Regions from separate parts of the Homo sapiens genome. Here region 2 is linked to region 1. Evidence: read pairs that join two places in POLR2A ChIA-PET (ENCODE). Cell type or tissue: A673. All regions are shown on one strand. Each heading gives the region's core, and the rest is flanking DNA. Links, peaks and the distances in the headings are about the cores only.

What was found. ChIA-PET counts read pairs that join two places held together with the same protein. Peaks named below come from ENCODE experiments on the same cell type or tissue, not always from the same donor. Only the 100,000 strongest peaks of a DNase experiment are listed, where the experiment ranks them.
Region 2: POLR2A ChIA-PET joins it to region 1 with 10 read pairs; 2 of 35 experiments call an interaction of 5 or more read pairs at or near these places.

What each region holds. Positions count from the first base shown.
Region 1 is chr16:19,461,005-19,469,215 of GRCh38, forward strand. It overlaps TMC5 (transmembrane channel like 5), which reads left to right. Exons shown (of 22, transcript NM_001261841.2): 7 at 2,276-2,363; 8 at 2,772-3,020; 9 at 5,078-5,229. All of the region lies in intron 2 of TMC5-AS1 (TMC5 antisense RNA 1), which reads right to left. Among named protein-coding and RNA genes, the nearest start is that of TMC5-AS1, 23 kb to the right of the region's middle. In A673, for the core only: no CTCF peak of the experiment used is centred there; a DNase peak (open chromatin) is centred at 4,217; H3K27ac peaks cover 1,623 bases.
Region 2 is chr16:19,091,588-19,099,798 of GRCh38, forward strand. It overlaps LOC124903656 (a long non-coding RNA gene), which reads left to right and starts at 349. Exons shown (of 2, transcript XR_007065010.1): 1 at 349-1,890; 2 at 6,085-6,739. RefSeq lists enhancers at 3,526-3,735, 4,126-4,185. In A673, for the core only: a CTCF peak has its summit at 3,230; no DNase peak of the experiment used is centred there.

The DNA of each region.
Region 1 (8,211 bases), core at 3,099-5,598:
TTAAAAAAGAGAGACATGACAAGTAAATGCAATGTGGTATCCTGGACGAGATCCTGGAATAGAAAATGGACATCGGTGGAAAAACTGGTAAAATCTGAATAGTCTGGAGTTTAGGTAATAGTAACGTACCAGTACTGGTATCTTAGTTTTGATAAACCTACCATGGAAATGTAAAATATTAACGGGGAAACTAGCGAGTGGTATATGGAAGTTTTCTTTACTGTCTTTGCAAGTTTACTGTAAATCTCAAACTATGATAAATAAAATCTTTACTTAAAAAATAAAGATCAGACTAGTGCAGTGGCTCATGCCTGTAATCCCAGCACTTTCGGAGGCTTAGGCGGGCAGATCATGAGGTCAGGAGTTTGAGACCAGCCTGGCCAACATGGTGAAACCTTGTCTCTACTAAAAATACAAAACTTAGCCGGGTGTGGTGGCATGCGCCTGTAATCCCAGCTACTGGGGAGGCTGAGACAGGAGAATCGCTTGAACCTGGAAGGCAGAGGTTTCAGTGAGCCAAGATCACACCACTGCACTCCAGCCTGGGTGACAGAGCAAGACTCTGTATCGGAAAAAAAAATAAACTAAAATAAAAAAGAAAAAATACATAAAGACCTTAGGAGTTTTATAAGCTCAGGAATTCAAAACCCGAGGGTAAGGGCTGTTTTAGCCTTCAGAGTTTACATTAATTGTTGCTTAATCTTTTTTTTTCTTTTTTTCAATTTGATATAGTTGGCAGAAAGTAGTAGAGTGGATGCAACAACAATTACTAGTAAGTGATTCATGGATGTAGGATTTTCTGAGGTTTCAAAGACAAATTTCAAATCCTGGCAGGGTGGAATAGATTTGTCAACAAGTAAATTACAAATGGCAGAAAGTAAATCAGGCCAAGTCAAAATAGAGATTGCAATGGGAGGACCAGAAAGGTCTGCCCTCCCTGACTTTGCTGGGGAAAAATGGAGAGAGGGGGCATTTGAGCTGGGCCTTGAAAGACAATTGACCATGACATTGGGATGGGCCTTCGAGGTGGACCAAAGAAAGCTAGGAAAGAACCAGAACAAAGCAGATGTGGTGAGTTCATGGAAGGGTAAGGAGACCAACTGTGACTGTGTCTTTCTGAAAACACTTCCATTTTGAACTCTGTATGGCTGCCTCTGTCACTGAATATGGGCTCCAAAGACCTTATAGCAAGATTTCTTAATATCAGTACAAGTAACATCTGAGGGCTGGATCTTTCTCTGTTGTGGGGGCTGTTTTGTTCATTGTAGGGTGTGTAGCAGCATCTCTGATCTCTATGTACTTGATGCCAATATCACCCCCTCTCCACTCCTTAGTTTCACAACCAGAAAAGTTTCCAGACATTGCCAATTGTGTGGGGGCAAAATCCCCCTAGGTTGAGAATGTGTATTAGTCTGCTCTCACTCTGCTAATAAAGACATACTTGAGACTGGGTGATTTATAAAGGAAAGAGGTTTAATGGACTCACTGTTCCACACAGCAGGGGAGGCCTCACAATCACGACAGAGGACGAAGGAAGAGCAAAGGCACATCTTACGTGGTGGTAGGCAAGACGGCATGTGCAGGGGAACTGCCCTTTATAAAACCATCAGATCGGCTGGGTGTGGTGGCTCATGCCTGTAATCCCAGCACTTTGGGAGGCCAAGGCAGGTGGATCACCTGAGGTCAGGAGTTCAAGACCAGCCTGGCCAACATGGTGGAAACCCCATCTCTACTAAAAATACAAAACTTAGCTGGGCATGGTGGGCGCCTGTAATCCCAGCTACTCGGGAGGCTGAGGCAGGAGAATCGCTTGAACCTGGGAGGCAGAGGCTGCAGTGAGCCGCCATCAGGCCACTGCACTCCAGCCTGGGTGACAGAGTGAGACGCCATCTCAAAAAAAAAAAAAAAAGAAAAAGGAAGAAAGAAATGAGGTCTCGTTCAGTTGCCCAGGCTGGACTGCAATGGTGTGATCATAGCTCACTGCAGTCTCAAACTTTTGGGCCCAAGTAATCCCCCCACCACAGCCTCTGGAGTAGCTGGGACTATACAGGCAGGCACTACCAACACACCCAGCTATTTTTTGTTAATTTTTTTCTTAATAGAGACAAGGTCCCACTATTTTGCTCAGGCTGGTCTTGAACTCCTGGCCTCAGTGATCCTCTTGCCTCAGCTTCCGAAGTGTTGGGATTACAGGCATGAGCCACCATGTAACTATTTTTTGAATGAATGAGTTGCAACATTTGTATCTCTCATTTTCTCTTGCTGTTCCCTACAGGAAAATAGTTGACAAAGAAAAAAGCAAACAGACCCATCGTATCCTTCAGCTCAATTGCTGTATTCAGTGTCTGAACTCCATTTCCCGGGTAAGTCAGTAAAACAGGCACAGCAAGAGGGTGAAAACAGGGAGGGAGGAGAGTGAGGATGAAAGGGGACTCAGGGGGAAGATGAACCAAAAATCAGAGCAATTTCATTGCCCAGAGCCAACGGTTAGTACAGGTGTGGAAAAGCGAGGTGGGCATGGGGAAGAACTAAGAGGTTGCTGAGTTCATTGGCCAACTTGGCCATTGTGAGTGGCACCTTCAACAGCAAACCTGGGAAGGTCATAATAGCTCCACCTTAGAGTTGACATAACATTTGTAAACATGCCTAGCATGGTGCCTGCACTTAACAATACTCCAGACATGGTGGCTGTTTCTGTTATTATGGCACCTGCTCAGTCGATATTTGTTGAGTCAACAGCAAGCCACACCTGCTTTGAATCCTGATTCCAGGCTTATCGGAGATCCAAGAACAGCCTGTCGGAAATTCTGAATTCCATCAGCCTGTGGCAGAAGACGCTGAAGATCATTGGAGGCAAGTTTGGAACCAGCGTCCTCTCCTATTTCAACTTTCTGAGATGGCTTTTGAAGTTCAACATTTTCTCATTCATCCTGAACTTCAGCTTCATCATAATCCCTCAGTTTACCGTGGCCAAAAAGAACACCCTCCAGTTCACTGGGCTGGAGTTTTTCACTGGGGTGGTAAGTCCTCCACTTCCCCTACCCCAAGTGCACCAATCACCTCGGAAACCCAGGGACGTGCCTTGCCGGTCACCCACTCACACCTCTCATTTTGCCTGGGGGTCAACTGATGGGGAAAGTGGATGTTTGAAATGTTTTCCTGGCTGAGTGTGGTGACTCATGCCTGTAATCCCAGCAAGCTGGGAGGCCAAAGCAGTGGAGACCAGCCTGGGCAACATGGCAAAACCCCGTCTCTACAAAAATGCAAAAATTAGCAGGGCATGGTGGCACACACCTGTAATTCTGGCTACTCAGGAGGCTAAGGTAAGAGGATTGCTTGAGCCCAGGAGGCAGAGATTGCAGTGAAGCAAGATTCCCCCACTGCACTCCAGCCTGGGCAACAGAGCGAGGCCTTGTCTCAATCATCAATCAATCAATCAATAAAGTGTTTTCCTGCAAAGTAACATACACACATCGTAGTAGAATTTCTGTCTCCAGAGGCAACCATCTTGAACAGTTTGTTTTTATCCACACACTTTTTTGGCAAACATATGGACACTTCTGTGCACGTACAGAGGCATTCTTTTCTTTTCTTACAAAAGATGAATTATTCATTGTATATTATCTACAACTTGCTTTTTTTTTACTTAGCAATATGTGGTGGGCATTTTCTTGTGTTGGTGTTTATAGATCTATGTTTTCTTTCTTTTTAATTTTTATTTCTACAAAATACAATGTTCCTTTTGAAAAATTCCTACTATAGAAGAAAACTAAGAGAAAGTTCATTTTATATTTTTTTCTTTGTCCAACTCCCCATTTTGAGATATATCTTTGTAGACTGTTTTTTTCTTCCTGTACAAACGTTGATAGATACATACTTGATAAAAAAAAAACCAAATAGATGACAGGCACATAGATTATTATGCTTTTAAAAATAAACAGAGGATAGGATTGTACTATAAGCCCTTCTTTCTTTCTTTTCTTTTCCTTTCCTTTTGTCTTTCTTTCTTTCTTTCTTTCTTTCTTTCTTTCTTTCTTTCTTTCTTTCTTTCTTTTCCTTCCTTCCTTCCTTCCTTCCTTCCTTCCTTCCTTCCTTCCTTCCTTCCTTCCTCCCTCCCTCCCTCCCTCCCTTCCTGGACCCCAAAATGTCTTTCATAACTTGCTTATTCAGACTAGGATTCAGTCAACAATCAGATTTTACATTCTGTGTCCGCCCCCGCCTTAAATCTCTATTAATCTAAAATAATCAGCCGGGTACGGTGGCTCACTCCTGTAATCCCAGCACTTTGGGAGGCCGAGGCGGGTGGATCACTTGAAGTCAGAAGTTGGAGACCAGCCTGGCCAACATGGCAAAACCCCATCTCTACTTAAAATACAAAAATTAGCCGGATGTGGTGGCAGAAGCCTGTAATCCCCACTACTAGGCAAGCTGAGGCAGGGAGAATTGCTTGAACCCGGGAGGTTGCAGTGAGCTGAGATCTTGCCATTGCACTCCAGCCTGAGTGACAGAGCGAGACTCCATCTCAAAAAAATAAATAAATAAATAAATAATCTCCCCAGCCCAGCCCCTTTTTTCTTGACATTGGCTTATTGCAGAAATTGGGCCTACTGCTATGTAGATTCCAACATCCTACCTTCTGGAATTGTCTGATGATTTCCTAGTGGTTTCTAGAATTTGTTTCTCTGGCTTCTTATTTCCTGTGCACTGAAATGTAGGCCTATAGGCTTGATTCGTTTCCTATTAAGCATGTTTAGCCATAATACTGGTGACAGAGGCACATAATACTGGTGAAACGAGAGGCCTGGCTGTCGTGTTCTTGCTGATGTTTCACTTGATCACTGGGCCAGGTGGTAACAGCTCAATGTCTCCATTGTAAAGTTACACTGGATTTCTTTTCAAGTCTGAGAGCCCAGTGACACAATGTCCAAATTCTCAGTGCCCCTTTCCTGGAAAACAAAATGTCTAAACTGACTGGCCCAGGCTTCTTGTATTCAGGAGAGGTCAACTCTCATGACCATAATCGTTTACCTTTTTTTTCAGGAGATCCACCTGACCTATGGTTTATTGTACCTTTCAGGGTTATTTTAGGGACACAGTGATGTACTATGGCTTTTACACCAATTCCACCATCCAGCACGGGAACAGCGGGGCATCCTACAACATGCAGCTGGCCTACATCTTCACAATCGGAGCATGCTTGACCACCTGCTTCTTCAGTTTGCTGTTCAGGTATGGAAGCATCTACATTTCCTGATTCTGAGGGTCATGTTAGATTTCAGCAAAAATCCAAGAAATTCAAAAATTACCCAGGTAACAGTTTCTCTGCAGTCCTCTCCTCTCCTCTCCTCTCTTTTCTTTTCTTTCTTAGATAGAGTCTCGCTCTGTCACCCATGCTGGAGTACAGTGGCGCAATCTGGGCTCACTGCAACCTCCACCTCCCAGGTTCAAGTGATTCTCCTTCCTCAGCCTCCCGAGTAGCTAGGATTACAGGCACCTGCCACCACGCCCCGCTAATGTTTGTATTTTTAATAGAGATGGGGTTTGACCATGTTGGCCAGGCTGGTCTCAAACTCCTGACCTCAGGTGGTCCACCCGCCTCGGCCTCCCATAGTCCTGGGATTACAGGCGTGAGCCACCGTGCCCAGCCTGCAGTTTTGACTTTCCATTGCTGTCCAATTATTCCTTGTCCTGCAATATAAAAATAGGAGTTTGGACAGAGGAAGAGAGGTTTTTCTGTGCTTTTAAAGAAATTGGTCAGCCTGATAATAAGGGTGCAGTTACCCCAGCAATGATATGAAGGGAAGAACATGATAGATAACTATCAGAGAGGAGGTACAAATGGAAAATACACATATGAAAGGCTGGGCACGGTGCTCATGCCTGTAATCTTAGCACTCTGGGAGTCTGATGCAGGCTGATCACTTGAGTCCAGGAGTTCGAGACTGGACTGGGCAACATACCAAAACCCCATCTCTACTAAAAATACAAAAAATTAGCCTGGCTTGGTGGCGCACGCCTGTGTTCCCAGCTATTCGGGAGGCTGAGGTGGGAGAATCACCTGAGCCCATTAGGTCGAGGCTGCAGTGAGCTGAGATCAGTCTACTACACTCCAGCCTGAGCAACTGGAGATCCTGTTTCAAAAAAAAAAGAGAGAGAAAGAAAGAAAAGCAACATGCAATCTCTGTATTAGTTTGCTAGGGCTGCCTAGCAAAGTACAGCAGACCATTGGTTTAAACAACAGAAATTTATTTTCTCATGGTTCTGGAGGCCTGAAGTCCAAGATCAAGGTGTCAGCAGGCTTGGTTTCCTCTGAGGCCTCTCTCCTTGGCTTGTAGACGGCCACTGTCTCCTGCCTGTGTCTTCACATGGTTATCCCTCTGTGTCTTAATCTCCCTTTTTTATAAAGATGCCATTTGTACTGAATTGGGACACAATTTAATGACCCCATTTTAAAAAAATGTAATTACCACTTTAATTAATTAATTAATTTATTTTGAGATGGAGTCTCACTCTGTTGCCCAGGCTGGAGTGCAGTGGTGTGATCTCAGCTCACTGCAACCTCTGTCCCCCAGGTTCAAGGGATTCTCCTGCCTCAGCCTCCCTAGTAGCTGGGACTATAGGTATGTGCCACCACGTCCGACTAATTTTTGTAATTTTATTAGAAACGGGGTTTCACCATGTTGGCCAGACTGGTCTCAAACTCCTGACCTTAAGTGATCCACCCGCCTCAGCCTCCCAAAGTGCTGGGATTACAGGCGTGAGCCACTGCGCCCGGCCTGTAATTACCACTTTAAAGACCCTACCTCCAAATACAGTCACATTCTAAGGTACTAGGGGGTTAGGACTTCAACATACGAATTTTGGGAAGTACACAGTCCAACCCATAGCAACCTGACTGCCAGCATACTAATTCAAACTAAAGTGAGATTTTGTTTTGTTCTGTCAAAGTAGGAAATGATTTTATTATTATTATTATTATTAATATTTTGAGACAGAGTCTTGCTCTGTCACCCAGGCTGGAGTGCAGTGGTGTGATCTTGGCTCACTGCAACCTCCGCTTCTCGGGTTCAAGTGATTCTCCTGTCTCAGCCTCCTGAGTAGCTGGGATTACAGGCTCATGCCAACACACCCAGCTAATTTTTCTATTTTTAGTAGAGACAGGGTTTCACCATGTTGGCCAGGCTGGTCTTGAACTCCTGACCTCAGGTAATCCCCCCTGCTGGGCCTCCCAAAGTTCTGGGATTATAGGTGTTAGCCATCATGCCCGGCCAGAAATGATTCTAAAGTTGCTGTTACTGAGTGGTGGCAAATTTCAGAACAGCAGCATCCGTCCATCTTGTGCAGCATTTTTGTGTGTGTGCTCAGGGCTTCCTGGGCCTGAGACAGCCCATGACCATAACAGTGCCTTCATCAAGTGCTTGCTGCTGTAAGCACTGCATAGACTCTTTGGAAGGCTGAATAATCTCCCCCGACCCCCCCCAGAGAAGTCTACATCCTAATCCCCAGAACTGGTGAATATGTAACTTCGCATAACAAAAGGGACTTTGCAGATGTGACTGAGGATTTTTAAATGGGGAGATTATCCTGGATTATCCCAGTGGGCCCAATGGAATCACAAGGGTCTTTATAAGAGGCAGGCAGGAGGTCAGAGAGTAGCAGGGAGATGGGAAGATGCTACCCTGCTGGCTTTGAAGTTGGAGGAGGTGGCCACAAGCCAAGGAAAGAGGACACCCTCTAGAAGCTGGAAAAGACAAGGAAATGGATTCTTCCCTAGAGCTTCCAGAAGGAACATAGCCCTGCCAACACCTTCATTTTAGCTCTGTGGACTCATTTTCTGATTAGCTGGGTGTGGTGGCATGTGCCTGTAGTTCCAGCTACTTTGGAGGCTGTGGCGTGAGGATGGCTTGAGCCCAGGAGGTGGAGGCTGCAGTGAGCTATGACTACACCACTGCACTCTAGCCTGGGCCACACAGCAAGACCTCATCCCTAAACAAACAGAAAACACAAAAACAAGAAAAGACATTTTCTGACTTCTGATCTCTAGAAGGGTAAAAGAACAAATTTGTGTTGTTTTTAGCCGCTAAGTTGGTGGTCATTTGCTATAGCAGCAACAGGGAACTGGGTGGATTACTTGAGGTCAGGAGTTCAAGACCAGCCTAGCCAACATGGTGAAACCCTGCCTCTACTAAAAATACAAAAATTGGCCGGGCG
Region 2 (8,211 bases), core at 2,236-4,735, 370 kb before region 1:
TACAGTTTGGCTGTGGTCCCACCAAAATCTTATCTTGAATTGTAGTTCCCCCAGGGGGAGATAATTGAATCATGGCGGTGGTTTTCCCCATCCTGTTCTTGTGATAGTGAGTGAGTTCTCATGAAATCTGATGTTTTTATAAGGGGCTTCCCCCTTTGCTGGGCACTCATTCTTCTCTCCCCTGCTGCTATGTGAAGAAGGACGTGTTTGCTTCCCCATCCACCATGATTGTAAATTTCTTGAGGCCTCCCCAGCCATGCAAAACTGTGAGTCAATTAAACCTCTTTTCTTTATAAATTACCCAGTCTCCAATATGTATTAGCAGCATGAGAACGGACTAATACAGGGACTTAAGCAATCCACCCCTGCCTTGGCCTCCCAAAGTGCTGGGATTACAGGCGTGAGCCACTGTGCCTGGCTCAAGTCAGTGACGTTTGGACTGGAACGACACTATCAGCTCTCTTGGGTCTCCAGCTAGCCAACTGCAGATCTTGAGACTTCTCAGCTTTCATAATTGCTCTGAGCAAATTCTTTATAATAAATCTCTCTCTCTCTCTCTCTCTCTCTCTCTGTGTGTGTGTGTGTGTGTGTGCGCGCGCGCATTGGTTCTGTGATTCTGTTTCTCCAGAGAACCCCAACAATTACAAGACCTCAAGATGAGTCAGTGATGAGTTTAAGGCTGAATGACTAGGAAAACGATCAAAATATAGGACAAAAATAAGGAAGTCAAGGGAAGTGATTCATTTCAGGGGAAGTTTTTTTGTTTATTTTTTCATTCACAAACATTTATTTGGCATGTGCCCTGTGCCAGATAGAATTCCAGCCACTGGGGATTGAAAGTTCCACACAGTTGCCTAAACTAGAGGCCAACATGTATTCTTTCTTCAGCCTCACCCTCAACATCTAATTAATCTTAAAACCTGAAATTTCACCTGCTTGCATTGCTTTCAAATCTATTTCCTTGACAGGTAGAGAGGTTTGGAAGGATGATCCTCAACTCGTTGGAGTCATTGTGTCTCCCTTTCAGATCCACAGCAGTTAGTAATGATTTCACTTATAGGTCAGAAGGACCATGGACCTATTTGAGGCATTTGGAGATTTATCATATGTGAAATTAGGAAATTGAAAGTTATTGGGATTGATCAAAGCACATGAACATAAAATATACTTCACATCTCCATACTTCTTAAGGTGATGAAGAAGGGTGTGGCTGATGATATTGTTTGTTGAGGGATCTGATAGTGTCCAAAGAAAAATTATCTGCAATTTTCTTTTCCCTTCCTTCCTTCTTTCCTTCCTTCTTTCCTTCCTTCCTTCCCTCCTCCCTCCCTCTTTTCTTTTCTCATTTCTTTTCTTTTCCCTCCCTCCCTCTTTCTTTCTTTCCTTCCTTCCCTCCTCCCTCCCTCTTTTCTTTTCTCATTTCTTTTCCCTCCCTCCCTCCCTTCCTTTCTTTCTTTCTTTTTCTTTCTTTCCTTCCTTCCTTCCTTCTCTTTCTTTCCTTCCTTCCTTCCTTCTCTCTTTCTTTCTTTCTTTTCTTTCCTTTCTTTTTCTTTCTCTTTCCTTCCTGCTTTTATTTCTTCTCTCTGTCTCTCTCTGTCTCTGTCTCTGTCTCTCTCTCTCTCCTGTTGCCTAGGCTGGAGTTTAGCTCACTGCAACCTCTGCCTCCTGGGTTCAAGCAATTCTCCTCCCTCAGCCTTCTGAGTAGCTGGGACTACAGGCTTTAGAACTGGCGGCTTTATAAGAAGAGAAAGAGAGATCTGAGCTAGCACACTCAACCCCCTTGCTCTGTGATGCCCTGTGCCATCTCGGGACTCTGCAGAGGGTCCCCACCAGCAAGAAGGCCTTCACCAGAGCGGCCCCTTAACCTTGGACTTCCCAGCCTCCATAACTGTAAGTAATAAATTATTTTCCTTGTAAATTACCCAGTTTCAGGTATTCTGTAATAAGCAACAGAAAATGGACAAAGACAATCACTATTTTTTGAATCAATGAATATTGAATGAATTATCTATAATAAACAGAAATACCTGTTAGGTGAACAAAAGTCACAGAGTAGGACAAGGATCATTCTGTTAAAATAACTCTGAGTAAACATAGCTGCCTGCCTTTTCCATCCCTCTGTGTGGTTAAGATAAGCTGTGCCTAGTTTGGGCTTTGAGTTTTCACTCATGCAAAGTGAACACTGGCTTCCTACTGGGCATGGTGTGGACTGGAGATCCCAGGTGATTGACAAAGTGGATATTGTTCAAAACCTCCTAAAACATGCAGGTGTTGAGGTGGTCCTTCATGCAGGGTCAGAAATGAAACACATCAAATTAAACCTCAGGTGGCTTTGCAGAAGAAATGGAAGGTAGATTATGTGCTCCGCACAGCCCTGACACGAGGGCAGGGCTGACGATCCATCACTTTTAAGCGCACGGTGTGGCGTAGATCACCTCCAGCTGCAGGAAAAAAAGGCTGACCTTTAGATAGGGCTATAAAAAGAGAGCCAAATTCACTCCTTCTTTGCTCACAAAGTGCCCTCAACAAAGGAGGAAAAATGAAGGACCTCTGTGTCCAAGAGCCAGGTACACAAAGGCGACTCGGCATTTTGTCAAGCTGATGGTCAGAGCATGAAGTGACAAAGAAGGTGGCTAGGCTTGGGGGAGCCTTATGTGTCTAGGTGAGAAGCTGCCAGTGTGACTGTCAGCAGAGAGGAGCATCTTGTTAGTGCCAATCTTGCAGCACGATCAGGTGAGCAGGGAGGTGGTTTAGAAAAGCTGCTCAAGAGGTTCCGGAGCAAGGAGTCCCAGATCACTGGGAAGTTAGCTTTTTTAATTTTTTTTTTTTTTTTTTTGAGACAGGGTCTCGCTGCATCCCGGAGGCTGGAGTGTAGTGGCGTGATCATGGCTCACTGCATCCTCAACCTCCTGGGCTCGAGTAATTTTCCTGCCTCAGCCTCCCGAATGGCTGGGACTACTGGTGGGCACAACCATGCCTAGCTATTTTTTTTTTTTTTGTAGACAGGGTCTCACTATGTTGCCCAGGTTGGTCTCAAACTCCTGGGCTCAAGTGATCCTGCTATCTCAGCCTCCCAAAGTTCTGGGATTACAGGTGAGAGCCACCATGCCCAGCCCGAGGTTAGTTAGCTTCTGAGGATTTAGAAGTTACATCCACATTTCCATGAATTCAACGGGTTGGGGTAGGTTGAAGGATATTATGCCCTCTAGCAAGAGTATTTGAAACTGCAATGGACTCCAATATTTCTAAGCGAGAGTTATTGAAGGTTTCAGAGTAAGAGACCTGTTCATTCTCTCCATCTCTTTCCATGTGGAGCTGAGGTCGGGGGAGGTTCCAAGGTCAGCCAGGATGGTGAAAATCACTATTGTCAAAGACGCCCTTGAGTACAGAGTCTCCCAAGAACTCCATACACATAGTTTATTTTTTCCCAGGGCCGGAACACATCGCTGCATTTCTTCAGTTGAGCTCTATCAAAAGTAAAACCTTAGACAAATTAAATTTAACAGAGTTGAATTGAGCAAAGAAAGATTCATGAATTGGGCAGCCCTTGAAACAGAATAGGTTCAGGGAGACTCTGGTGCAGCCACGTGGTCAAAGAAGATGTATGGACAGAGAAAGGAAAGTGAAAACGGAAGTGAGGTACAGAAACAGCTGGATTGGTTACAGCTCAGTGTTTGCTTTATTTGATACGGCTTGAACAGTTGGCCTTCTGTGATTGGGCAAAACTCGGTGATTGGCACATGAGTAGTTTATGGTCTGTTTATACCTCCAGTTAGGTTACAGTCCATTATGGATGGAGAAACCTTTACACAGAACTAAAAATATGTTAGGAGGCAGCTTTAGGTTAAGCTTAATTTAACAGCTCTGTAAGACATTGTTTCTAGGGATGATGTTGAAGGAAAATAGAAATCTTTATTATTATTATTTTTTGTTTTGTTTTTGAGACGAAGTCTCACTTTATTGCTCAGGCTGGAGTGCAGTGGCGCGATCTCGGCTCACTATAACCTCCACCTCCCGGGTTCAAGCGATTGTCCTGCCTCAGCCTCCCAAGTAGCTGGGATTACAGGCACGCACCACCATGCCTGGCTAATTTTTGTATTTTCAGTAGAGACGAGGTTTTAGCATGTCGGCCAGCTAGTCTTGAACTCCTGACCTCAAGTGACCTGCCCACCTTGGCCTCCCAAAGTGGCTTTAGGCTAAACTTAATTTAATAGTTCTGTAAGACATTTGTTTCTAGGGATGACGTTGAAGGAAAATAGAAATCTTTAAACATGAGTCATACCCAGCAGGTGGGGAAACTGGCCTAGCCTGAGGGGCCAACAGCCAATTTCAGTTCCCTTCTCACAGGCCTTTCAAAGATTCACAGGTAGATGGACTCCCCGGCAATGTTTGTGACTTTCACATTCTTCCATATTCTCCCTCTCTCTCTCTCCCTCTTTTTTTTTTTTTTTTTTTTTTTTTGGTGAGATAGAGTCTTGCTCTGTCACCCAGGCTGGAATGCAGTGGTGTGATCTCGGCTCACTGCAACCTCTGCCTCCCAAGTTCAAGCAATTCTCCCGCCTCAGCCTCCTGAGTAGCTGGAATTACAGGCGCCCACCACCACGCCTGGCTAATTTTTGTATTTTTAGTACAGACAGGGTTTCACCATGTGGGCCAGGCTGGTCTCGAACTCCTGACCTCAAGTGATTTACTCACCTCAGCCTCTCAAAGTGCTGGGGTTACAGGTGTGAGTCACCGCGCCCAGCCTCCCACTCCTTTCTCGCTCTGTCCTCTTTCTGCCATATACTTATAGCTGAATTCACATAAATTAAAAGTGTCCCTAATTTGACTTTACTATATTCCAGACATCGACAATGTCCGTCCATTTTCATATGTTCCATTTTCATTTCTAAGTATTTTCTTCTGAAGAGTCTTAGAGGTACAAATTACCAAATTGTAAACATTGTAGGCTGGGCGTGGTGGCTTCTGCCTATAATCCCAGTACTTTGGGAGGGTAAGGCGGTTGAGGGGATGCGGGGGTGTTACTTGAAGCCCAGAGTTAGAGACCGGCCTGGGCAACATAGCCCAGACCTAATCTCTACAAAAAATAAAATAAAATAAATTGAGGTGGGAGGATTTCTTGAGTCCAGGAGTTCGAGACCAGCTTGGGCAACATAGCAAGACCCCATCTCTAAGAAAACAAAAAACAAAGAGCATTGCGTTTAGGTGTCATTGGATTTTGTGATGAGGCTTCTCTGTTTCACCCTAAGGGAAAAACTGGAAGCGATTTGGTTACCCATGGAGGCATTAACATAGCACGAAAAAAAGTGACCGATATTCCAAACCAGCCACCTTTTCCAGATCAGAAGGTTCCAGTTAACCTGCTCATCATTAAATTAGTATGCTACAAGGCCAGGGGGTGGCTCACCCCTCTAATCCCAGTACTTTGGGAGGCCGAGGCGGGTGGATCACTTGAGGTCAGGAGTTCGAGACCAGCCTGGCCAACATGGCGGAACCCTATCTCTCCTAAAAGTACAAAAATTAGCTGGGTGTGGTGGCACATGCCTATAATCCCAGCTACTCAGGAGGCTGAGGCAGGAGAATCCCTTGAACCTGGGAGGTGGAGGTTGCAGTGAGCTGAGATCAAGCCACGGCACTCCAGCGTGGGCAACAGAGTGAGACTCTATCTCAAAAAACAAACAAGCAAACAAAAATGAGTATGTGACAACTCTTCTTGCATCTTTTCTGAAAATTCCTGCAGTCTTATCCCATATCTGCTGAAGGCAAAAGCAGACACTTGTGTGAAACTCAACTTCAGCACCATCTTCTGTGAAACCCAACTTCAGCACCATCTTCTTTTTTTTTTTCTCTTAAGACAGAGTCTTGCTCTGTTGCCCAGGCTGGAGTGTAGTGATGTGATCACAGCTCACTGTAGCCTCAACCTCTTGGTCTCAAGTGATCCTCCCACCTCACATCCAGCTAATTTTTAAATTTTTGTGAAGAGAAAAAAATTTGCCCAGGCTGGTCTCAAACTCCTGGGCTCAAGCGATCCTCCCACCTAGGTCTCCCAAAGTGCTGAGATTTACAGGTGTGTGTCAATTTCAGGTCTGACTGGATCCAGAAGTTCCAGTGAAGCCGATTTCTATCTCTAGTCTTTGTGATCCTTTCCTCTCCAGCAAGGCTTTTCCTTGCCATGACAAGACACCTGGCAGCATCTCCAGGCTTACTCAACCAGTACCCTTGATGGGAAAAGGGCTTTTCTTTCTTAATTTTCCAGCAAAAGCCTCAAGATTGACTCTGGAGTAAATTGCACATGGCCTCAAATTCTTTGCAGCTCCTTCCACTATGAGGTGGCATGTATTACTCCAATCCCTGCATCTGGGCTGGATTTGTGACTTGTTTTGAACAATAGAATGTGGTAAAAGTGACAGTGAAAATATATGAGTTTCAAGCCTAAGACAACATGCTTTTCAGCCTTTGCTCTGGATTTCTTTGAATGCTGCTGTCACATAAACAAGACTGAAATAGCCTACTAGAGGATGGGAAATTACATGGAGCAGAGACAAGCAGTCCCAGGTGTGGAACCCCTAGACCAGCCAGCTTACCAACCACCAGACATGAGAGTGAGACCATCCTAGATCACTCAGCTCCAGCCAAGCCACCAAGAGACCACACAGATCAGCTGAATTGGCCTAGGCCAGACGAACCACTCTGCCAACCCACAGAATTACTAAAAATAATAAATATTTGTTAGTGAAGACTTCAAGTTTGGGGATGTTTGTTATGCAGCAGAAGCTAACTGATACTCTCTTATTGGGTCAGCTTGGATCACTTTCCCACTCTGAAACACACAGTGAGCAGAGGGGTAGTGGACAGGCCTAGGCCATGTGTTTTTTCCTGGAGTTGGCCATTGGGGCCAGATCAATGAACTGAGAACTGGGGAGGTGTGGAGAAAAATCAGGGTGCTGTCACCAGAAAAAGGGAGAAAGAATGCCAAAGAGAATGAAACAAGAGACATCCACTGGAGTATTCTAACCCCATAATAGTAATTGATGAAAGTTTGAATTTATGGTCTCAATTCTAGTTCTCATTTGTAAAATAGACCCAAAGACAGTGCCACCCACTTTGATATTCAATTCAAAGAATCCTTATGATGTAGAAGTAAGGGCACTGGTGTGGGAGTCAGGTGGAACTGAGTTCAAGTTTTGGTTCCATCTGCCCATATTTGGATGCACACAGACACATTTTAGAATCCTTCTGAATTTCAGTTTCCTCATCTGTAAAATGGGTGATGATGTTAATACTGACCTTAAAAATTGGCCATGACACTTTGGGGGGCCAAGGCAGGAGGATCGCATGAGTCAAGGAGTTCAAGACCAGCCTGGGCAACATGGTGAGACCCCTGTGTCTACAGAACGTTAAAAAATTAGCTGGACATGATGGCATGCACCTGCAGTCCCAACTAGTTGGGAACCTGAGGTGGAAGTATCACTTGAGCCCAGGAGGTCGAAGCTGCAGTTAGCTGTGTTTGTGCCACTGCACTCCAGCCTGGGTGACAGAGCAAGACTCTGTCTCAAAACAAAAAAAACAAAACAACAACAACAAAAAAAAACAAAACAACAACAACAAAAAAAACTGGCTATGAGTTTTAGTAATAATGCATATGCAAAGCACAGCACTTGACACATAGCAAGGGCTTGAGAATGTGGACAACTGTTAAGCATGAGTTGAATCATGAACTGTGGATGCACCCATGTGCCAAGAAATCAGGTCTCAGTAAGTAGGTGACAGAATTTGCCACTGTGCCTATCTAGAGAGCAGGAAATATGATGGTTCAGGGCTTCTCTGCTGTGTTTCCATCCACTGCTGCAGAGTCTTTTCTTCCTTCTCCACCAGAAATATGCAAACGTCAAGTGATCCTTTCTTTAGGCATCAAAACACACAGGATCCTCTTGGCTTTGGGAATATAAAAGAGTCATTCTTTTTCTCCTTAGGATGAAACTGATGGAGGATTACTTGCAATAAAGGGAATCCTGGACGGGACATGGTTCTGTTCCTGCTGGTTGGGAGGTCGTGACAACTATGTCTATGGACACATAGTCACAGGTTGTGTGTGGCTGGGCTATAGTTTAGGGACATCTGTCTAACCATCCATGTATTTAGTAATGACTTAGTGACTTCTGGTGTGTTGATGCAGGTTTTTCTTTCCCTCAATGTTTTAGATTTCATGAA